2 separate regions of the Homo sapiens genome follow, and region 1 is linked to region 2. A link is an interaction called in ENCODE POLR2A ChIA-PET data of the cell type or tissue named here. Cell type or tissue: MCF 10A. All regions are shown on one strand. Each heading gives the region's core, and the rest is flanking DNA. Links, peaks and the distances in the headings are about the cores only. Region 1 overlaps HNRNPA0 (heterogeneous nuclear ribonucleoprotein A0). Region 2 overlaps KLHL3 (kelch like family member 3).

The links. Peaks named below come from ENCODE experiments on the same cell type or tissue, not always from the same donor. Only the 100,000 strongest peaks of a DNase experiment are listed, where the experiment ranks them.
Region 1: POLR2A ChIA-PET joins it to region 2 with 12 read pairs; 15 of 35 experiments call an interaction of 5 or more read pairs at or near these places.

Annotation. Positions count from the first base shown.
Region 1 is chr5:137,738,964-137,750,258 of GRCh38, reverse strand. It overlaps HNRNPA0 (heterogeneous nuclear ribonucleoprotein A0), which reads left to right. Exons shown (of 1, transcript NM_006805.4): 1 at 1-4,608. Among named protein-coding and RNA genes, the nearest start is that of KLHL3, 8.5 kb to the right of the region's middle. In MCF 10A, for the core only: no CTCF peak of the experiment used is centred there; no DNase peak of the experiment used is centred there.
Region 2 is chr5:137,617,442-137,629,884 of GRCh38, reverse strand. KLHL3 (kelch like family member 3) reads left to right here. Exons shown (of 15, transcript NM_017415.3): 13 at 1,448-1,588; 14 at 3,989-4,132; 15 at 7,759-12,385. The coding sequence ends at 7,787. Among named protein-coding and RNA genes, the nearest start is that of MIR874, 24 kb to the left of the region's middle. RefSeq lists a silencer at 64-233 and an enhancer at 6,917-6,966. In MCF 10A, for the core only: no CTCF peak of the experiment used is centred there; DNase peaks (open chromatin) are centred at 6,914 and 7,444.

The sequences.
Region 1 (11,295 bases), core at 493-5,492, 120 kb before region 2:
TATGTTTACCAGCTGAGCAGCTCTCATACAAAAATGTAAAATCCAAACTGCTTCAATGAGCATTTCCTTTGAATGTCATGTCTGCACTCAAAAAATTTCGGATTTTGGAGCATTTTAGATTTTTTGATTGGAATATCTGTAGTGTTTTTCAGGTCATTTAAAAAGCTCTCATTGGTACTGATTTACTGTATCCAAAAAAAAGCCTGCAAGTGGTTAAGGTTCACAGTGATAACTATCAAATCAGAATGACTATACTGATTGTACCCATTCATCCATTTTTAACTTAGTGATTTGGAACGTTTCATATTCAAATCTAATTTTCATAATTTTTAAGTAAACCTAAAAGATTGAGGATACTTGAGAAATTTGCATTTATGATTTCCTTCAAAACCAGAAGTGATGGTATCAGTTATTGGATTTGTAAACTTAGTTTACCTTTTAAGTGTGCTTAAGTTTTGAGAGTTTGCATTTTAGGTTAAATTTTGTCTGCCCGCGTCTGCTGATTGCAGATAGGCATTTGGATGTTGGATTTGGAGCAGAACTGCATCTAGACTACACGGATTTTACCCAAAAAGACAGCACTTGCACTTAGGCTAAGTGTCTTTCTCCATCGTAACCAATTTATTGAATCACTTTAAGAGTGATCATTGGGGAAATTTTCCTCCTCAGCCTTATTTTGGCCTTTTGAAACAGCAACAAAGACTGCCTAGTCAAATAACTCCTTAGCTGTCCTGCTTTTGAGTGAACTTCATATTTGCCTTGAATGAGAATTTAAATGTTACAAGGTAAAACATTTATTATAAAAAGATATTTGAAAGCTGCTATTTAAAAAGGAATTCCAAAGTAGGAAGACTAGAAGGGCAATTCTCTATTTTCCACCTATTTTTTTTACTTTGATTTGAAGCCAGATGATTTGAACCTTCAGAGAGGGAAAGGATTCAGGAAGACACCTTTGGTAGTTATTCTTAACTGTTTCCTTCTCTATTCAGGCAGGCTTTCTTTGTCTCTTTAATTCTTTTACCACTTTGTATGGTTTACTTAAAAAATCTATCTGAAATAGCTATCATTTCCTGCTATAAAGTTCTCAAGTGTAAACTTTTGCCATTTAAACAGTGTGCTTATTTCCCAGTGTTTACCGTCAATTTCATTGGGTGTTAGGCACCTTTGTGTAAGACAGTTCTATAATGTGGAGGTACACAGCAGTGAGACAAACATGGTTGCTGTCTTCATATACCTTGCGTTCTGGTTGGAATTCAATTTATTTTGAAATGGGAATTCAATTTATTTTGAGATGATGCATCTTTTCCTTTACAGCATTGTGTCACAATCTCATATTGTTCACACCATCAAAATTGGAGTTAGCTCCATTGTCATTGAATGTACATTCTCTGATGAAAATTAAGACTCTTTTCTCCTTAATTGATTACTTTTTAGAAATCAAAGGTGTATTTTGTCTTTGATGCTTACGTTGCAAATGTAATTTGCTTCATAGTGGGTATCTGATTTAATATTTCATAGCCCTTAAGGACGTAAATTTGGGCATCCAATAGACCAAATTCTGTTCCTGACACAGTCACTTTCTAGCACTGCGACCTTGGACAAACTGGCCCGAGCCTCACTTGCCTTATTTGTAAAAAAATAGGCTATGGTAATACCTGCTACATAGGATTGTTGGGCAGATTCAGTGAAAGAATGCATATAAAGAAGGGCTTACTGTAGTCTCTGGTACACAGTAATTTTACTATATGGCCCCTAATGAAGAGGTGGGACAGACTAGCAAAAGGCATACTTTTATATCTTAGTACCCGAGATATGCATGGTCTTTAGGCTTTGCTCTTTACTTGCTGGGTGAGCTTCCATGTGGTAGTTCTCTAAATCACTGCTGCTTCAACTCTAGTAGGAGAGAGATGAATTCTGCTAGCCATCTGTAATGTTTTAAGTATTTGTTAATATTAGGAAGGTATAAATAATGTGAGTGTTGAGGAGAGGTGACTTCAGGTAGGAAGAAGGATCAAGAGAGGCATTGTGGAGCATATAACATTTAACCTTAAAAGATAGGTCTTATAGAGAAGGTGGGAGGAGAAAGAGGGCATTTTAGGTGGAGGACAGATAGGCAGAAACATGGAGCGTATTTGGAGAAGTATGCATATTGGATGCCAAACACTAGGTACATTTACAAATGTTCTCATTGCATCATTCAGTAACCTTCACAGATAAGGTTGCTAAATCTCATGCCAGAAAAGTAACTCCCAAGGACCCCCAGCTGGTGACATGGTAGAACTGAGAGTTGAATCCAAGTTTGACCAATTCTAGTTGTTTCGCTCCTTCTACTAAGCTTCATTGACTTCCAGCTAACAAATGTCTAATTTGTACTAAGATAAAAGAGAGTTGTGAGAAATAAATTGAGAAAATGAAGTTGGAACCAGGTTACTGAGGTCTTTGAGTAGTAGGCTAAGGAGTTTGGACTTAGGGTAGGCAGTAAAAGTCATTAAAGGTTTTTGAGCAACAATAATGGTAGTGAAACTAATTCACAAAGATTAGTCCAGTAGCACTGAGTAACATAAATGGCAGTGGGGGATGTTTCAAAGTGGCAAGTTTGCTAAGACAACTGATGTTAACCAGGTAAGAGAATGAGAGCATGAACAAAGAGCAATGGAAATAGACTGACAAAGAAGTTGAGGTAAGTTGTGAAAGCATAATTGACAAATATTTGGATATATGAAGAATGAGGAAGAGAGAGTAGATTAATCAAAATTACTGTGTGAGAGGATGGTGATGCCACTGGTAATAGGAAGAGAAGATTTAGAGGGAAGATTTGGACATAGTTGAAGATGCTGGTAGCACATTGAAGCATTGTGTCTTGCGCATATAGCTTTACAAAATGGCCATTGTGCTGGATATTCTTTTTGCCCTTCCTGATCTATTTTCCATCTTTATCTCTCTTGTTCTGTGTTCCTGGGAGGCTGACAAATAAAGAACTGCATACTCTCTTTTCTGGCTTTATTCATGGTGGGTTTGGACAGTGATAGAAAAGTGAGGCTGAAATATTTGCTCCTTCTCTTTCTCATATACTTAGCAAGAGATTGTGAGTGGCCACAGCTCTGCTCCAGTGGCCCTCTTATAGCTCTAGGTCTTTTCTGGCTTCTCGTAACTGTCTCCTATTGCTAGATTCTCTAGTCCCAAGAAGGTTCAAACCTTGTTGATTTGCCTTAACTGTGCCCATACCCTTGTAAATAGTTCCTTTTATTAAAACTCTTCAATAACTGAATATACTGTGGTCATCTCTTCAGTGAAATTAAAAAAAAAAACTTCTTTCACATTTTCTTATGACTTGATCTTCCCACACCACCAAACGTGAAGATCTAGCTATTTGCACTAGGTTACTATCCCTAAATTCAGTGCCTCCCTGTTTCTTAGTATGTCAAGTTAAAATTTGTTACTCTTCTGCTGGGTGATTGTGCTGGAAATACAGAAGAAAAAGACAAAAATCCCTGCCCTCAAAGAGCTTATATTTTACTGGGGAGAGACAGGCAATAAGACATAATCAATTATATGGTATGTTAGAAGATGAGAAGTATAGAAAAAATTAGGGTGAGGAATGGCGATTGTTGCAAGGGATGTTTGTGAGGATAGCATACTTTAAAATAGGTGGTATGGGTAGGTCTCTCAGAAAGTGACATTTGAGCAAAGACTTGAAGGAAATGTGGGAGTGAGCAATATAGGTATGGGAAGAGCATTCTAGGTAGAGGATTAGGAAGAGCAAAAGCCCTGAAGCAGGACTGTGTCTGGCCTCTGAAGAAATGCAAATTGTTCAGGGTTGTTGGACCTGAAGGAAGAGGAGGAAAGGAATAATGAGGCCAGAGGGGCCAGATCATGTAGGGATTTGTAGGTTGTTGTAAGGATTTTGGTTTTCACTAAATGAATGGTGAACCATTTCAGTTTTGAGCAGAGGAGTTCCATGATCTGATTTGAATTTTAAAAGATGTGTTTCCCAAAATTCCTATTCCTTTCATACAGCTGCTTTCAATGAAGGTTTATAAGGAAAGCAATCAGAACTACTTGGATAAGGTATAAGTGATCCACAATCTTTTCAACTCTACCATAGGTATCTACATATATATGTTGAGAGATGCTGCTTTTTGGCCAAAATGAATCTTGAATTGGGGGTGTGCAGAAAAAGTTATATCTGGCCTGAGGCTGGTATCTTTTAGAGTGGCCTACTTGCATGGTTGGCCCTTATCTGAACACGTGGATTTAGGGGTATTCTCACTGTTCACTAATAAAGGTGGTTCACTGTACCTAGACTGTTCAAACAAGATGATTTATGCTAAACACCTGCTTTCCTTCTGGGAGTATGGAATTTTGGTACATGCCAGGTAAAGGATGTCTATATGACCAAACTCCCAATGAAAACCTTGCATACTGAGTCCCTAGGCAGAAACATCCCTCGTATAAAAATGTGCTCTGTGTGAATCTTCATGGGAGGGAGAGATCCTAAAGAAGCCTGCACATGGATTCCTCCAGATTCTGCTTATGTCTTTTTCCTGTATGATCCAACTGTGTACACTTACTGTGTCACTGTAATAAACTTTAGCCATGAGTACGATACTTAGCAGTGCTGAGTTTTGTGAACCCTTCTATCAAATCTCAATATGGGCTTGGTCCGGGGGATCCCTGACACAGGCAGATTTTTTTTTTTTTTTTCAAAGAGTCACCAAGTTAATTGGAAAACATCAGGTTATGGATAGAAGGAGCAGTTGGGCAACCTGTCACAGAAGTCAGCCAGCTCTGTCTAGTGGAGAGCTCTTCTGAGCTGTTTCTGCTTTGTTAATTCCTTTTCTTTCTCCAAAAGCTTCCCTCCATTTGGTTTTGTCACACTTTATACATTTGTAACAAACTGCTGACCGGAATTTGTCCATCAGGTTATGAAAAATGGCAAATGAGGAGAGTAAAATTATGGATTTATTTATTAAGAACTATTAAAGTATTCATATGCTCTGGGACACCATTACTAGGAATTTAACCTTAACAGAACAGTTTATTGAAAAATTTATTGAAAGGAAAACAGTCTTTGCATAAAAATTATGACGTAGCAAAAAATTGGAAACTAAATGTCAAATATTAGGGAAATGTTAACTGTGGTCTGTCAAAAGGTGAAATATTAACTCAGTGTTATCAGGTGAATGAATTAACAAGATGTGGTATATACATACAATGGAATATTCAGCCATAAGAAAGAATAAATTTCTGGTATATGCTACAAGATGAATGAAAACATGCCAAGTGAAATAAGCCTGCACAAAAGGACATACTATGATTGCACTTAAATGAGGTACCCAGAGTAGGCAAATTCAGAGAGATAGAAATGGGAAATTACTGTTTAAGGGATACAGAATTTCTTTTCAGATGTTGAGAAAGTTCTGAAAATGGATAGTGGTGATTGTTATACAACATTATGAATGTACTTAATGCTGATGAATCGTATATTTAAAAATGGTTAAAATGGCTTTTTTTCTTTTTTTTGGAGGCCGGGTCTTACTCTGGTGCCCAGGCTGGAGTGCAGTGGCATGATCATAGCTCACTGGAGCTTCGAACTGTGGGCTCAAGTGATCCTCCCACCTCAGCCTCCCCCGTAGCTAGAACTGACTACAGGCACGCGCCACCACAGCTAGCTAATTTAAAAAATCTTTTTGTAGAGATGGAGTCTTGCTATATTGCCCAGGCTAGTATTGAACTCCTGGGCTCAAGTGATCCTCCCACCTCAGCCTACCAAAATCCTGGGATTACAAGTGTGAGCCACCACACCTGGCCTAAAATGGCAAATTTAATGTATATTTTACCACAATAGAAATTGTAATGAAAAAATATATTATTTAACATAATAAATATGTAAGTATATTAAAGTAGTGGGATGAAAAAATTGTATCTTTTAAATATTTTTTTAAAGACAAGGGCTTGCCCTGTTGCCCAGGCTGTAGCACAGTGGTGGTGCAATCATGGCTCACTGCAGCCTCAAACTCCTGGGCTCAGGTGATCCCTCTGCCCATGCCTTCCAAGTAGCTAGGACTACAGGTGCACACCACTATGCCTGGTTAAGTTTTAAAATTTTTTTTGTAGAGATGAGGTCTTACCATGTTCCCCAGGCTGGTCTCAAAACTACTGTGCTCAAGCGGTCCTCTCTCCTTGTCCTCCCAAAGTGCTGGGATTACAGGTGTGAGCCACCATGCCCGGCCAAAAAAATTTTTTAAATGAAATCATGGGACGTTGAAATTACCTATTTGCAAATATTTACAATTATGAATACCTTTTAAAAACTCCATAGAATTATTAAGTTCTCAATTTATTTCTATTCTCATGTCATCCACCCTCTCCCCAACTGGAAGTTGCCTCTTCTCCCACCAAGTTTCCATGATACCCTTTCTGTACTTGACTCTCATACTTTTTACCATTGTATATGCCTATGTCTAATTTTCTCAAACAGCTTGTGTGCTCTTTGGAATTATATTAATATAGGATTTATGTTGTCAGTCTCTGGTACAGCCTGCATAGTAGATATTCAGTGAGACTTAGTTGACTGAATCATAAGCATGCTATTTTACGAAGGTAGAGATTTACCAAAATGTTTGAGCATACGTGCCCATGGGTTTTATATCACTTCAAGTGTGTGCCTGCCTCAATTCTCTGTACTTGCTAGATGTGCAGACCTGATCTCACCCACATACACATCACTGTATTCTTGACTTTAGGGCTTTGCATCATTCATTTATATTTTACCTTTTTATGTAAAACAGCCCAATTTTCTTTGGATCCCGAAAGGAAAGAACTGCAGGCGTGAGGCAGGGGCAGCAGATAGAGGAGAGGATCATTGCAGTCAATTTAAAGTTGCATATGCCTATTGGAAAGTTGTAAGTAAGAAATAATGTTCATTCCTGAATAGAATGTCTGTGAAGGAAGCATATATTTTTTTCCTTCTTAAGCCCCAGTTGTAGTAATTAGGTTTTACTTTTGTTATGAAGAGATGTATACTTTTGCCAGCAGAGGGCACCAGTTGTAGGTTGCAGATTCATGGGAAGACTCAGAGACCAGTGTGCTGGTCTGTGTGAAGCACTCTGCTTGTTGCTTTAGTTGGTCTGCCCCCCACCCACCCGCCTTTTTTTTTTTTTTTTTTTTAATTCCCTTGGGTTCCAGTGGTACTCTTCCAGCTTTCCCCAAGAGCATTCTTTGGCTAGTCCTGGTTAATAAGCTAGGTGCCCAGATGAATCCAGGTGGAAGGACTTTATTATAGTAGCTGTTTGGAAGCCTTGGATGCCAGCTTGTATGTAATATCTTTAGGGGTTCAAAGCTGTTTTTCCTCATCCAGAGGTAAGGTGAAAAAGGCATTAGGCCAGGCATCTGAGGGTCTGGTTCTGCACTGAGGTTGGCTCTCTAAGTAGTTTTGAGCCAGTTACCTTTTCTCTCTGTCTCAATTAGCTTATCTCTAAAATGGAGACAGTAAGATAGGGGTAGTACATTCTGTGTATAGCTAATAGTGGTCTCTTAGGTCAGGCAGACCTGGGTTCAAATTCCAGCTTTGCCATTTACTAACTGTGGGGCCTTGGTTCAAGTTATTTAACTCTCAGAACCTCGATTCTCTCATGTTTAAAAGAGAAATAATAGTCCTACAGGGTTGTGAGAATTAAATGACAAGGGTACATGTGAAGTGTGGAATACAGGGTCTGGCCCAGAGTAAATATTCAAGGAATGGGAGCTATTATTACCATTCAGGGGATGTTGTCTTAAGTCAAAGGAGATGATGGATATGAAGCACTTTGTAAGCTTAAAAATGCAACACAAATGGCATGAGTGATTATACTCTGGAATCTACTTGGCGTGAATTCTTTTACCTTCAGAGGAAGAGTCCTTATTCCTCTGGATAAGGTGCTGTTTTGTTTCTCTTTTGACTTTTTGGGGTCTCAAGTTCCTTTTCAGTTTCTGCCTGGCTGTCTGAGGGCACTTGGCAAGTGCTCCTGAATATGAGAGGGCATTTTGGTGATACAGGTGTGGGTGGACCTTAATTTAGCTTTGGTCTTGTCTACTCCTTGCTGACCTGTTGGTAATAGTAACCAGTGGAGATGTGAAAATAGCTCCAGGAGAGGCCCTACCCTGGTTAATTTTCTTCTTGAACCTAGGACCGAGTGCTCAGGTTCGGTAGCATTGGCACAGACAATGAAAATCATAGCTACTAATGGTTGCTGAGTGCTTATTATAGGCCAGGCTCTCAGCTAAGTGCTTTACATTCTAACCTAACAATGCTGTGAAGTAGGTACTATTGTTCTCACCTTTTTTCGAATGAGAAAAATCGAAGCTTGTAACTTGCCTAGGGTCATGTTTCTGGTAAGTACATTTGGACCTTGCCCTGTCTGATTTTAATGGTCTGGGCTCTTTTCATTGTTCAGGTGATGTTTGCATCTAGCTGTGCATTAGAGTCACCTACGAAGTTCATTAAAATTCCCGTTCCTAGTGGGTGCGATAGCTCACACCTGTCCATCCCAGCGTTTTGGGAGGCTGAGGCGGGAGCACTGCTTGAGCCCAAGGAGTTCGAGACCAGCCTGGGCAACATAGAGAGACCCCGTCTCTAAAACTAAAGGAAAAAAATTAAAAAAATTCCTGTTCCTCAGGCCCTGATTCTATGGGTGTGAGGAAGAGCCGGACCCTGTAGTGTTTTTTCATTTTTCCAGATTTATTGAGGTATAATTTGCATAAATAAACCCATTTTAAGTGTATAGTTTAATGAAATGCAGTACTTGTATACAGTTGTGTAGGTATTACCACAGTCAAGATACGGAACATTTCTATAACCCTAAAAACTTTTCTTCATGCCTATTGATCTGACACCTACCATTTTAACCAGCTGGGCAGATGGTTCTGATGCACAGCTAGGTGTGGGACCATTGTACTGTGTTATGGTGCCTGCAAATGTGAGGAACTGATGTCCTGGAGAAGGAGGGTAAAGGCAAGAAAAGAAAAAGAGCATTTACAAGGAAGAATGATTGGCTTAGCTGTCTTCAGATAAATTTAACTGGCTCCCTGTACAGAGATAGAGTATGGAAGAGAGAACTTTCTAGATAAAACCTAGCTTAAAAAAGTTTCTCCTCCCAACATGGTTTCTTCCTAAGCCACATAAGAGCTGAATGATTCTAAACAAAGTTGGTGTAGATGGCTGAATACATTGCTTTGGGGTAGAGATCTGGGGCCACTAGGGACTTTTGATAAGCTGTAGAAGAAGGCTGGGGTGTGGGAAGGACTGGGCTAAGACAGTGGTCCCTAGGTCACAGACTGGTACTGGTCCATGGCCTGTTAAGAATTGGGATGCACAGCAGGAGGTGAGCAGCCGGCAAGCGAGCATGACCACCTGACCTCTGTCTCCTGTCAGCTCAGCAGTGGCATTAGATTCTCCTAGGAGCATGAACCCTATTGTGAACTGTGTGTGCAAGGGATCTAGGTTGTGCGCTCCTTGAGAAGCTATCTAATGCCTGATGATCTGAGGTGGAACAGTTTCATCCTGAAACCATCATCCCCCCTGACCCCCCACCCCCATCCTTGGAAAAGTTGCCTTCCATGAAACTGGTCCCTGGTGCCAAAAAGGTTGGGGCCTGCTGGACTAAGACACTATTATTGCTGAGCAATCTGAGGATGGGACCTTTTTCTCCAGACAGATACCACATTGATTATTTTGACTCTCCTCTACTGCAGGACTCCAATAGCAACTGTCCTTAATCTGAAGTCCAGTCAGGAAAATTAGCATAGAGCAAACAGGTTCAGACTGTGGTCCAGAGAACATTTGGATAATAAGGTAGAAAATGTAAAATGTGTTTCTGAAACTGGAAAATATTGGGGGTAGGAACTTTGTGCCAGGAGTCTGGAGACTTTGCTTCTTGACTCAGCTCTGCCCCTGGTTTTGCTAGATAACCTTTCTTCCTTTTTTTTTTTTTTCCTAAATTTCATCTTTAATTTTAGATCGAGGGGTACATGTACAGGTTTGTTACATGGGTATCTTGCATGATGCTGAGGTTTGGGGTATGAATGATCCTGTCACCTAGGTAATGAGCATGGTACCCAATAGGTAGCTTTTCAACTACCTTTTTAGGCTTGCTCCTTGTATTAGGTGGTTATTGTGTTGTTATAAAGAAATACCTGAGGCTTGGTAATTTATAAAGAAAAGAGGTTTAATTGCCTCATGGCTCTGCAGGCTGTACAGGAAGCGTGCTGGCATCTGCTTCCGGGGAGGCCTCAGGAAGCTTACAATTGTGGTGGAAGGCAAAGGGGGAGCTGGTATATCACGTGATGAGAGCAGAGGCAAGAGAGTGAGGAGGAAGGTGCCACACACTTTTAAACAACCAGATCTCGAGTGAACTCAGAGTGAAAACTCTTTATTATGGGGACAGTGTGAAACTATTATGAGTGATCTGCCCCTATGACCCAAGCACCTCCCACTAGGCCCTATCTCCAACTCTAACACTGAGGATTACATTCCAGCATGAGATTTGGAGGCTACCAACATCCAAATCATATAACCCCTTTTCCCTCCCTCCATCCTCTAGTAGTCCCCAGTATCTATTGTTCCCATCTTCATGTCCATATGTACCCAATGTTTAGCTCCCACTTATAACTGAGAATGTGTGACATTTGGTTTTCTATTTCTGCACTAATTCACATAGGATAATGGCCTCTCGCTGCTTTCATGTTGCCACAGAGGACATGATTTTATTCTTTTTTTATGACTGTGTAGTATTCCTTGGTATATATATACCACACATTCTTTATTCAGTCCACCATTGATGGGCACCTAACTTGATTTTTTGTCTTTGCTATTTTGAATAGTGCTGCGATGAACATACAAGTGCATGTGCCTTTTTGGCAGAATGGTTTATTTTCTTTTGAGCATATACCTAGTAATGGGATTGCTGGGTCGAATGGTGGTTCTATTTTTAGTTCTTTGAGAAATCTCCAGACTGCCTTCCATAGTAGCTGAACTAATTTACATTCACCAGCAGTGTATAAGCATTCCCTTTCCTCCACAGCCTTGACAACATCTGTTATTTTTAGACTTTTTAATAATGGTCATTTTGACTGGTGTGAGATGGTATCTCATTGTGGTTTTGATTTGCATTTCTCTGGTGAGTAGTGACGATGAGCATTTTTTCATGTTTGTTGGCTGTTTGTATGTCTTCTTTTGAGAAACGTCTGTTCATGTCCATTGCCCACTTTTAAAAATGGGTTTACATGTTTTTTGCTTGTTGAATTAAATTCCTTATA
Region 2 (12,443 bases), core at 4,060-9,059:
ATGGTTAGGGGAAAAAAGAGGCCATCTCTCAGGGAATGCGTGTTCCTGCTGAGCATGGAGGAAAGGAAGGTGAGGCAGCTTTGGAACTCAACAAATTTTATTAAACCTGTCAGTTAGAGAGAGCCATTGTTGGTACAACAGCACCATCTGCTGTTAGTTTAGAGCAACTGCTAGGAGCTACTAGCATACCTGCATAATTGCTGGGAGGGATTTTATTAATTTATATTTTTGTTATTCAAGCAATATCTCTTGAGAACCTACTGCTGTGGAGCACAGGGAAGCAGACGAGGACAAGGTAAAAACAGTCCTCATCCATATGGAGTTATAGTCTACAAGTCTGGTTCTTGGGTCTGAAACCTGACTGCACATCCCAGTCACCTGAGGAACTTTCTGCACATCCCAGTCACCTGAGGAACTTTTTCTGACTCCTGACCAGTGTGGAATCTGTCTTTCAAAAAGCTTCCCAGTCGATTGAGATGCAGCCTGCCCATGGAGTGGAGAAGTCTGTGGTCCATGTGAACTACTGATCTAGTACAACTCTTTCCCTTTACAAATAGGGAAACTGAGGCCCAGAAAGGGGAAGGGTCACCCAGTGAGCAAGTCAGAGAGACAGGTCCAGAACACAGGTGTCCTAGCTACCAGGTCAGTTGCACTTTCTAGATACTGTGCTGTCTTCCTTCTTTATGGCTTTCATCTTCTTGTTGTATAAAAGGATTTTAAAAGATTATACTAAAACTTGTAAACGAAGCAATTCTAGCACTCAGCTCAGGCTGATCAACACGGTGAGTGATCTGATAATGCCCTCTGCAGTACAGGAGGAGAGAAGTGGGCAGAAAGGTCAGCTTCTGCTTACACGACCAGCAGGGAGGCCTCCCTGATGATAATTTCAGCACTTTTGCTGTGTGGCTAGTTTCAATTTTTAACTCTTTTTACTCAACTAATATAAGGATGAGTAAGTAATACAGCATTGTAGGAAAACTAGGCAATATAGATAGGCAAAAAAGGAAAATGAATGTAATTTACCACTCAGAAATAATTATTCTTAATATTTTAATGGATTTATTTCAGTATTTTTTGTCTTTTTTTCTTTGCTTATGAACATCCTCTCCCGTATGTATGTATGTATGTATGTATGTATGTATGTATGTATGTCTGTCTGTCTGTGTGTGTGTATATATATATATATATTTTTTAATGTTTTTTAAAAACAGAATTTGGGTCACATTTGCATTATATTTCAAAGTTTTGAGGTTGCTAGTCTTATGAGGAGGCAGGTAGGGTGTCATTATATTTGTTTTACAGATGAGGACACTGAGGTCCAGGGAGACAAAATGGCACTCCCCAAGTCCCCTCACTGGTCAGGGCTGTCCAGGACTGGATGCCAGGCCTCCTGATTTCTGGTTACTGTAGTCAGCATGAGGCTGGGATGCTGTGCTCTGCCTTTCAGGGGTTGGAGTGCTTAGCGGACAGCTGTACGCCACAGGTGGGCATGATGGGCCTTTGGTGAGGAAGAGCGTTGAGGTTTACGATCCTGGAACAAATACCTGGAAGCAAGTGGCAGACATGAACATGTGCCGGCGCAACGCAGGTAATGACTGCTCTCTCCATCTCCCCTTTGGGGGTTGTGTGCCTTTTCTCCCTGAAGACACTGGCTCTAAACAGCAGGGAGATTTCCCAGGGTCTGGAGCTGAGCGTATATCCTGAACAGGGAGTGTGCATTTGCCAGGTGGGCTCTTGATTAGAGGAGGGGAGAAATTGAGACCCCAAAAGCTAGCTGCAGATCCTGCAACCTAGATGCAGAGGATCCCCTTTCCCCGCAGTGAAGGGTGATGACTTTTACCGCACACAGATGAGCACAGACCTGGGAAAGTCCTCTGGTTGCCATCAGTGCCCGCTGCCCAACAGCTTTAGTAGGTAGCTAAGGACAGGGCTCTGTGGACAAGGGCCAGACAATGGCACTTGGTTCTATCTTTTCTTTGCCAGTGCCTGGCTAGGAGAACTTCTCACTTCCTACTTGAAAGCAGTCTCCTTCCTTGCAGGGACAGTTGGACCCTTGATGAGTTCTCCTTTCCTTATTGCTTTCTTTGTATTCCTGTCTTTGCTTTCCTTCTTGTCTCCTATGCCTTCCTGTAGGAAAGATTTACTGTAGTGTATTTAGGTTTATATTTCTTGGAGCATGAGGCCCCTTTTAAGCTATTTCCTTTTTGAGCTTTGCCTTGTGGGTCGTGTACTGTGTCAGTATATCCTTTATGCCTCTTTGCTTTAGGAAAGTGTTGGCTTAGCCCAACTTCCCAGGCTGGAAGGACACACAGGTGACTTTCAGGCAGATCCATTTTCATTATTCTCATATTACCTGTTTGCTAAGCCCATTCGTGGCTGACTTGGAAGTGTAAACCGGGGGGGGGGGTGGTGATATTTACTAATTTACTCATTGCCTAAGCCTGCTGCCAAGTTCTCATTTGGCTTTAAGCCACATGAGCAAAGAATTACAGGACCCTTAAGGCAGCTAGTCTATCTAGAACCTGGGAATTCAGTTTAGATGTAAATGTGTGTTTGTATAAAATTCATACATAGATATTTCTATTTTTTAATAACAAAAATGGAATTACACTATAACACTATTTTATAACCTGTTTTTTAAAAAAACTCACTTTACAATCTCTCATGAACGTCTTATTACAACACTAAACTTATTTATATGATATTATTTTAAATGACTATATCATAATTTAAACAACCAATCTACTATTGGACACAGGTTATTTCCATCTTTTCTATCCTATAAGTAATACTTGAGTGATTATAAATGGTCTTTATAGCTAAATTAGTACACACATTTAAAATTATTTCTTTAGAATAAAAGGCCAGAAATGGATTTTTTTTTTTTTGAGACAGGATCTCGCTCTCTCAGGCTAGATTGTAGTGGCATAATCTTGGCTCTGCAACTCTGCCTCCTGGGCTCAAGAGATCCTCCCACCTCAGCCTCCTGAGTAGGTGGGACCACAGTTATGCGCCATCACGCCTGGCTAATTTCTGTATTTTTTGTAGAGACAGGGTTTCACCATGTTGCCCAGGTTGGTCTTGAACTCCTGGGCTCAAGTGATCCATCTGCCTTGGCCTCCCAAAGTGCTGGGATTACAGGTGTGAGCCACTGTGCCTGGCCAGAAGTAGAATTTTTTAATCAGAGGAAGCACATGTATTTTAGACGCCATCCAGGAGGGTGTCCATTTTTTCGTCTCACCAGTATTTGAGAGTACCTTCAGCAACACTGATAATTACTACTTTTTAGAGTATCACCAATCCCTTAATCTAATTTTGAAAAAATACACAACATATTGGACTGTGGCCTTTGAAAGTCTTAATGAGCAATAATTCATTACATTTTCCTATGCCTTAGACCCTGCTGTATGAGACCTTGCCCAAAATCCATCTCCCTTTGAGATCAGAGTAGGAGCTGTTCTGCATCCCTGGGAGTTGTGTGTGAATGTAGACCCAGTCTTGTAAAGGGATTAGAGACATAACCATCAGCATCACACAGTGTGAATATAACATAGGGCTTATCAGGGAAAAACTTAGCAGCAGAGAAGGAGTAGCATGCATGAAGTCCCCTGAATTGTCTTATTCCCTAGCTCAGGCCTGGCACAGGAGGTCTGTATACACCTTTCCATTAAAGAGGGGTCTGTGCCCATATGCTCTACATACTTATAGTATAGGTATGTGTGTGGCGGGGGGCATACACGTTATAAGTAATCAAAACTCCCTGGTCAGAGAAATGATCCTGTTAGGAAGAAGGATCCTTGGAGCCCAGTGGCTGTTGTCAATATTTTCTTTCACTTAGCAAACTCAAACCTGTGGAGCCAAATCTCTGTTGTATTGCCATGAAGGGAGGAAAAGAGCCTCCCAGGCTATCCAGATTTGTCTCTTGATCAATTCTGATCTCTTAGTGCACCTGCTGTGATGTCTCCCATGGCTTTTGTTTGACTCACAGGGGTCTGTGCAGTAAATGGGCTCCTGTATGTGGTTGGAGGGGATGATGGATCCTGCAACTTGGCTTCGGTGGAGTACTACAATCCTGTCACTGACAAATGGACGCTGCTTCCAACGAACATGAGCACGGGGCGGAGCTATGCAGGTCAGTGTGTGCCATCTCCATGCCCATCCGAGAGGCCTCCAACACACTGGGGGAATGAGGGTTGGGTGGGCCAGTGGGATGAGGGGATGTGAGCTTGCTTAACTTGGGCCTGAGTGCCTCCTCCAGGGATGACAGGTAATTGTTACATGGCCACCACTCCTTCATTCTGCACTCATGACAGATATTGATAATTAGCACTTATTAACCCCTGCCCCTGCCCGAACCCTGTGAACCTGAAGATAGCCTCAGAATTTATAACATTCATTCCATCGAACCACTTCCAACTGAACTGAGTTGTCACAAGTGATTTTAGAATTTCATTGCCATTCCTGGTTTACTTTGTGCCAGGCTCCTAGATGGCATAAGATGCGATTGTTGTTGTCCAGGGTCGAATTGGACAACTGGGAAGACAAGATGATGCATATACAAGTTCTAAATGACATACGCTAGACAGGTTTTAGCACATGAAAGACTGGTGAGAACTGGCAAAGCCAGGGAACCCTTCCTGGAGGAGATAGGCTCAATTAAACTTTGAGGGTGGATCACAATCACACAAATAGCTGTCCTTTACTGCGTGGCTGGCCCCGTGCCATGGGGCAGTGTGTTAGGAACAGAGTGTGCATTTGTTCTCATCTTTTCAACAACCCTTGGGCTGAATGGGACTCTATCCGTCTATTTTATGGATGATATAACAGGTTTGGAGAGTTTAAGTAACTTGCTGAAGGCCACACAGCTAATAAATGGCAAAGTCAGAGTTCAAACCCAGAGTTCTAAGTCCATGCCCTTTGTGCTACCCCAGCTCAGGGTAAGCCTTAGAGTAAGGCACCAGGCGGGTGTGGAAGCTTCTTGGGGAGTGTGTGTGAGGGGTTTGGTGAGTAGCAGGGGCAGGGGTGGCATCAGAGTTGGTACTACTAAGGTTGGGTCCATGGGGAGATGAGCAAATATATATCCATGGTGTAGTTCAGTTCCTTGTATCTGGTTTTCCAGAACCTGGAATAGAGATAACATTATTGATCCAGCATGCACAGAACATACCAGGCATTATCCAAAGTATTTTATAGTCATTATCTCTTTTAATCCATACCACGACTCCAGGAATATTCTTCCGATTCCCATTTTGCATTATAAAGGTCAGTCATTCCATCTTGTTTGACTGCAGAGGAAGATTGTGCTGTGCAAATTTGAAGGAGTTTGCAGCACATTCTTTCAACATAAGACTTCTGTTGTAATGAACTTTAACTTTTTTCTTCCTTTAGAGTTTTTTTCACCTTGTAATACTTTTCTTGGCTAAGTATAAAACATTTTAGAAGAAGTTTGGTCCTGGAGTAATTCTGTTCTGGGATGAGTGAGACAAGTGAGGAATCTTCCCTTGACTCCATGTGTGCCTTAATGAGAGGGGAAGAGTTAAGTGTGGGTGGTTAGAATTTCATATATATGCTGAATATTTCATGTCCCTTTCTTCATTGTCTGCCCTCTCCAGAAGTAGGTAGGAAGGAGACAAGCAAACCTGCAATTTTATGTTCAAACCCACTTACTGAGTCTATTATCTTAAAGTCTAAGGAAATGCTCCAAAATACAAAGATTTATGGACAAATTTATTGGGGCCTTACTTGTAATAGCAAAAAACTGAGAATTACTTAATGTCTGACATGAGGGAAATAGCTAATAATCTATGGGATATTTATATAGTTTATGGATTTTTAATGTTATGAGAAAACATTTGTAATAGCCTGTTAGGTTAAAAAAGGATGCAAAGTTGTATGAACCTTGTGAACTCACGCATATAGTCCTGTATTGGTGGTAGTGGGAGTGGGGGTTGAATAGCTGCTGCTTCTTCTACAGATGGATATTGGAGTCAGATATGAATTTGAATCCCAGCTCTGCCACTAGCCCTGGGTCTCCGGGCCAGGTATTCTATCATACTGAACCCCTGTTGTCTTATTTGTAAAATGGGAATAAAATTAGACTAAGCCTTTTAGGGTGCTGTGAGAATGAAATGCAGTAATACTTGTGAAGAGCTAAGCACAATGCCTGCCTGGCATTAGACACCATGCAGTAAATGATTGTGATTATTGTTAGATGCTAGAAAGTATTCCAAAAAGACAGTGGTGGTTTTCTTTGTGTGAAGGGATTAAAGATTTTTTCTTTGTGTTCTGCATTTTCCAGATTTCCCATAATGAGAATATATTACTTTTATTATTAAGATAAAGGTTATATGAAAAAGCAACACAGGAGCCTGCTTTCAAGAAAAAAAAGCTACCTTCTGAAAGAGATGTCTGAGATTCAAGTAAGATGCTGTCAAGACCAGGCACCTGGACTCAGGTTCTGCCTGCCTTGAAGCTTCTGTGTCTGCACCTTTAGCCAGGAATAAACAGGAAATAGATGTCTTAGCAGAATATCTCCAGTGGGGTATCCTGGCTTGATTTTAGCCATGTTCTCTCAATCTCATCTTCAATCAGAACATTTCATAGTTGTGGGACTATGTTAAAATAAGGCTGCAGTAATATCCTGCCTGTAAACACCTGTAAGTTAGGATTTCATTTAGCAACAGGCACCAGAAACCCTGACAGATACTTTCCTAAATAAGGAAGTGAGTGTATTTGTCTCAAGTAGAAAGAAATCCAAGGTTGGCCTGGGGGCTCAGACTGACAGAACCAGGTTTCTCTTCTCTTTTCTATTCTGCCAGCTTTATCAAGGGCTGCTGCCTCCCCTTGGCCTTGCGTGAGCATTCCAGTCACAACAAGAACAAAGCCAGCGTTGCAACACTGGCACACTTGCCTTTACAGTCTTAGTGGCCAGCACTGGGTCACGTGGCACATCTAGCTGCCAGGCAGTCTGGGAACCTGAGCTTGCAACTTGCTGGTGGCTGTAGTCGAGGATAGCAAGTAGGAAGGATGTTGACGGAATCAACCTGTAATATCTGCCATGTAGCCTCAGTCCCTTACAGTGAGATTTTGGGTCATGCGTGGATTTATAGTTAGGTGCTGAGCATGGTTCACTCGGACTAAAACAGTAACATAGCATACATGTCTGGAGCATTTATCAAAGTCGAGATTGTCACACTGGCAGGGTCTCTTAGATGACATTTGTGTGGGAACTGAGCCTAAAGAGGTCAAAGAACTTGCCAAAGGCCATAGTGCAGGTTGACTGGTGGCAGAGCTAGGAATGGAATTCAGTCTTTCTTGCTCCCATGAAGGCAGCCTGCTGTACTTTCCGCTTCATTCCAGTGTCTTCTAAAAGTAGAGATGAATCACCCATTGCTTCTCTTACAGTGATTCAAATTTAGAACTGCATAGCTGCCCCTGGGCGCTGAGCATTGTTGGGCTGGGTGCTAGGGCTGGGGATGGGAGTCACCACAGTGAGTCCATGTGATGACACAGGGTGAGGCCACTAGTCAGTGGTGTTTGAGGGACTGTGCTCGTAGGTTCAAGTGTCTTGCCAGGACTTGGCTGTTGGAGTGGGGAACAGCCAGCTGCTAGCAGCCTGAGTCCACTTCAATATTAGGATAAAAATTGCACACATTTCCCTTGGCTGTGACTCAGGATATCTTGGATTCATGAACTCACTGGGACTCTGAGTAATTTTGGAGAAGCTAAGATGATAACTTTCTCCCCCTTTCTTATTAGGTGTTGCCGTGATTCACAAGTCCTTGTGACCCAAACTCCTACTGCCAGGAGGTGGAGGAAGGAGCAGGTGCTGCCTGTGACTCTGAACAGCAGGACCTTGGTGACTGGATTCAACTTGCTTGGGAGGGTCTGTGCTGCTGTGAGAACCGCTCTCCTCTGACTTGGCAGACTGGTGTTGTTCATCGCAGTGTGGACACCATTACCCACCCCCGTTCCCCTGAGGTGCTCTGGCCTATGCCCTGAGCAAGGGGGGTCTTGACATCCCCAGGCAGCACCTTTGGGCTTTGTTTTGGTGTTTCTACAGGGACAATACAGACCCTGGAGTGTGTGTGTGTGTGTGTGTGTGTGTAGACCATGGTGTTTCTCTATGTTTCTCTAAGTTGGGGGGTGAGCGTGTGTGACAGTCTACTGGATTTCTTTACTACTGATCCTTTCGCTGTGTTAAAAATCAAGTCACAGAGACCTCTCTTCTGGATTTGTCCCATGGGGACCCTGAGACTACTAAAGCTGCTTTCTTCTGAAGGTCCAGTTGGACAGTCTGGGAATGTCCAGAAATAACCAGTGAGAGGGGCAGTTCTCTGGCCACACCCACTTATGTACTTTAACTACTGTGACTTTGTCTGCAGAAGAGCTGGAAAATTCTCGAAGCTGCACCGTGTCCTCTGTGTGCTAGAATAAGGGACAAATGGGTTCCCTGTGCTTCTCAGCTCACTGTTTTTCCTTGAGTTCTCCTACAGGAAGCAGATGAGAACTGCCCAGTCTTCAGGTTTAGGCCATTGGTCTTTGATGTCATAGATTCCAGGCCTGGGAGGTGTTATGTCTCTTCAGCTGGGAAAACTAGCTCTTCAGAGAAGCCTCGGGTAACACTGAAAAACAAAACAAAACAAAACAAAAACAGGAAAAAAACAAAAAACCAAAGTGGTAAGGATTCAGTTCCTGCCTATAATGGTCTCAGAGAGGGTCCTACTTTTAGGTTTTCCCAGGACAGGACAGTCCCCATTTATACTTATTATCCCAGTTTAATTATTCACAGCACCCCATTTTACTCAGAAGTGTTCTGGTCTGGAGGATAAATAAGAGGTCACCCTCCTCCAGACCCAAAGATAGATTTGTGCCTGTGTTGGATGGGGTCGTGTGTGATTCAGATGGACATTGGATGGCTTCAAAGGAATATACCACTAGAGCTGGCCCTTGGCACTTTGTGACAGTGGTCAAGTCTGTCTAATGTCCTTGTCTTCTTTTTCTTGTGCTTTCCCCCTATTCCAGGGTGTGCACCCTCTCCCCAACCCCCAAGAACCCCACTACTGCTTTCCCTGTGAGGTAGGAGATATCAGTGGGCCTTGGATTTGAGGCTTCCTAAGATGTGCTTGCATTTTAAAAAGGGAGCTTGGTGAGAGCTTTGCTAATTCACAGGTAAAAATTATTAACAATAGAACTTCAAGCATCTTGAGGAGCGGGCATTTGAGGGGGCATGGAGTAATTTGTATTTAAAAAACCTTAAAGTTGTGCTGTTCCTAAACTAGCAAATTGCTCATGCTGAAATTTCTGGCATAAGCAGGGGAAGTCTTGTGTCTGGAGAATAGTCTCATACCTTGCAGTCTGGGACACCCTCCCTACTTTGAGAATCCACCTACAGGAAGCCAAGGAACTTTATAAATCCTGATGTTGGACTTCTGATACGACTGGGCTACTTCCAAGCAGGTGCTGCAGGAGATTGGCATCCCCCAGCCCCTGCAGTTAGAAACCCCGAAGTCTTCCCAGCCAGTGAGCCACTTTGTGTATTTACTGTATATTTATTGTGCCCTAAATGTGCAACTCTCCTAAAGACAAAACTTCTCTTTCTGATGTTAAGCACATGTTACTTCAACAAGATGCTTGGAGAACAACAAGGTACCCAGAATTTTTAGAAGCCTTCAGAAGAGGCTAAAATATCCAGCTTTGGGGGACCTGGAAGAAATGTCTCCAAAGGAAGCAAGGCATGTTTTAGTTGAGTGCTCTGGTCTCACTATGAAGTGGGGATGACTGTGGCTTCATAACTCTACCTGGCTGTGGGTTGGAAGCTGATGGAATGAGAAATGTCCTTTCTCCTTCTCTGAGGAAATTTTGAGACTTGTTTCGGTGTGTCTGTGTGATGGGGATGAGGCTGGGGTTGGGATCTGATGTATGCCATTCACAGAAGCTCTCAATTTCAGATGATAGGTGAATTCCCTGCCCCTCCCCCACCACTGAGAAGCTAGACTTTCATGCGGGAGAGGCTACTTTTATGTGTCGTCTTCCGGGGAAGGGTCCCTCCACTGAAAGCTAGCCAGTCATGTTTTCTGTTTTTGGATTTTTGCAATTGGTTTCACCTCATGTCTCCCTCCCTACAAAGCACTGCCTCTACTGGGCGTGCTGCCAAGGCCATGTGCACTCCATCCTCATGTATCCTTTTTCACGGGGACCAGAACACTGGTACGTCATCACCAAAGCCAATCTGCTCTAGCTGCCCACAGATGCCACCAAAACCTGCTATCTCTTCATCACCAGGTACGATTCTCTTTCCACAGTGGACACAGCAGGCTATTTTCTAGTTTGTGCTGGTCACGTGGTAGATGAAGCCTCTTACTGCCCCACTTAGGGTGGCCACGGCTGCTTGTGAATGCAGCTTTGCCAGTGGCATATCTGTCATCTGATTGCGGTGGTGAAATGGAATTGAGGCCCAAGGTTAGAAGCAGCCGAGACGCCACTTGGATACTGATTTGAACAATGTAGAAGTCAGATTCTGAATTCCAAAGTTATTTCTCATAAGTACCCAATGGCATCTCTCCATCTACAAAGTTGCAGTATTATGCAAATAAAACTGACCTCATTTTCTGCTATGCAATAAGAATACTTAATTCTAGTTCCCGACAAGCCAGTTGCAATATCCCCTAAGATGCTTTTTGAGCTGTCTTACTTTGATATCTGTTGTGTAATGTTTGTATATTTCTGAGCCAGATCCTTTCAAAGATTGCCTTTTTATAAAATTGAAGCTATAGCTTTTAGGCTAAAATTTTAACGTAGATATTTTTATAAGATATTTTTTTCAAGAGTTTGAATCGCTTTTTATTGTCCATGATAATGAAATGTTGTGTTCTTTGCATCATTCACTCTCAAACGTAGTTCATGCCTGTAGCTCTCTTCCTTTTGTTTCTCACCCTTCAGAAACATATTTTTCAGTAGCTCCAGGTAGATGAGCCTTTTTTTTTTTTTTAAAAATACCATATTCAAGGGAGTCTGCTGAATTTTAAAACGCAGTCACTGGTGTTTCTTGAATTGCTAGGGACTGATGTTATGTTCGACTCAGCACTTGCCCGTCTGTATTGATTGTGTCTTTTTTTTTTTTTTTGGAGTCTGCTTTCTGTGGGGGTGAGGCCGGGCTGTCTCGTGGTGGCTCCCACTGACGGGCACTGAGCCTGGTACCCTGTGGCATGGAGAAGCCTCAGGGAAAGGCCTGCCCCCCCAGCACATACTCCCATAGTGTCCTAGGTCCAGCCGACCATTCCTTATTCTCTTCTATCTCCTTGTTGATCTGAAGCTTCCAATAGCTTGAGGCCTTTGCTGCTGGATGATGCCCTTTTTGGGAGCATCTTGTCTCTAACCTTTAAAAGAGGGGTCAATCCTCATGATCCCTGTGTGTTAAGCATATGCTTTGCAGGTGCTCACACTACACTTACAACTTGCTTCTTGAGCTATGTCTCTACTCCAGGCTCTGTTTTGTGTATTTATCTGCCATTTGCATCATGGTTTTTAAAATTTATTATTATTATTATTATTGTTGGGACAGGTGCCATTTAAATTGCCTCCATGCTCCCCATTTGCACCTAGCTGGATCAAGTTGGGAGGCTGAGCAAACTCATATTCCAGTTAGTTGGAGTTTTTAAAGGCTCTGTTTGCCTGGAGAAGCAAGGAGGTTAGAATGTAATTTTTTTAAGCGTTTGCACTATTTAGAGTCCTAAGCCCCTCATGTTCAGCTGTGCTGTGTTTCTACTGACCAAGCAGGAGAGCCAGCAGCACTTCCAGCATTTGGGAATGGAAGAGATTTCTTCTGTAGTGGATAATTACAGCCTCATAGCCCCTGTGCAGCCTTCGTCATGGGACTCAGTGACTCATGGATATAGCATCAGCCATGGCAGGAATGCACAGGACTGTGGCATTTGCAGCATCAAATCACCCTAGTGCCATGTTTGGTTATGAGATTGTAAATTATTCGCTCCCCCATCCTCCCCTCCCCTCATTTTCAGTGGCAATAGAGGACCCTTGTTGTACTTCTTGTTTAATTTGCATATTATGTGTAAAATGCTTTCGTTGAAAGAAAACTGAAGACACTGAATGTGTATGTCTGTGTGGGTGCTCTGTCCCTGTGGTTGTCATAGCCAGTCAGACTTGATCACTGACACCCCGTACAACATATTGCATAGGTAAGATCCTCGATCTGGTGTTCTCTGCGTGGCTGTTAGGGACTGTATATCTTGTAAAAGAACACTTGTCACATGCTTGATCAGTTACAGCAATAGCTGAAGAAACATTTCCTCAAATGTATTATTTTAACAGGAATCATGTTCTAATTTCCCATCCTTTAATTTTAATAAAAGCTGAACTGTGTGAACTTTTCTCAGTATTTCATTTCTATAGTCCAGTCTCTCTGCTATGTCTCAAACATGAAA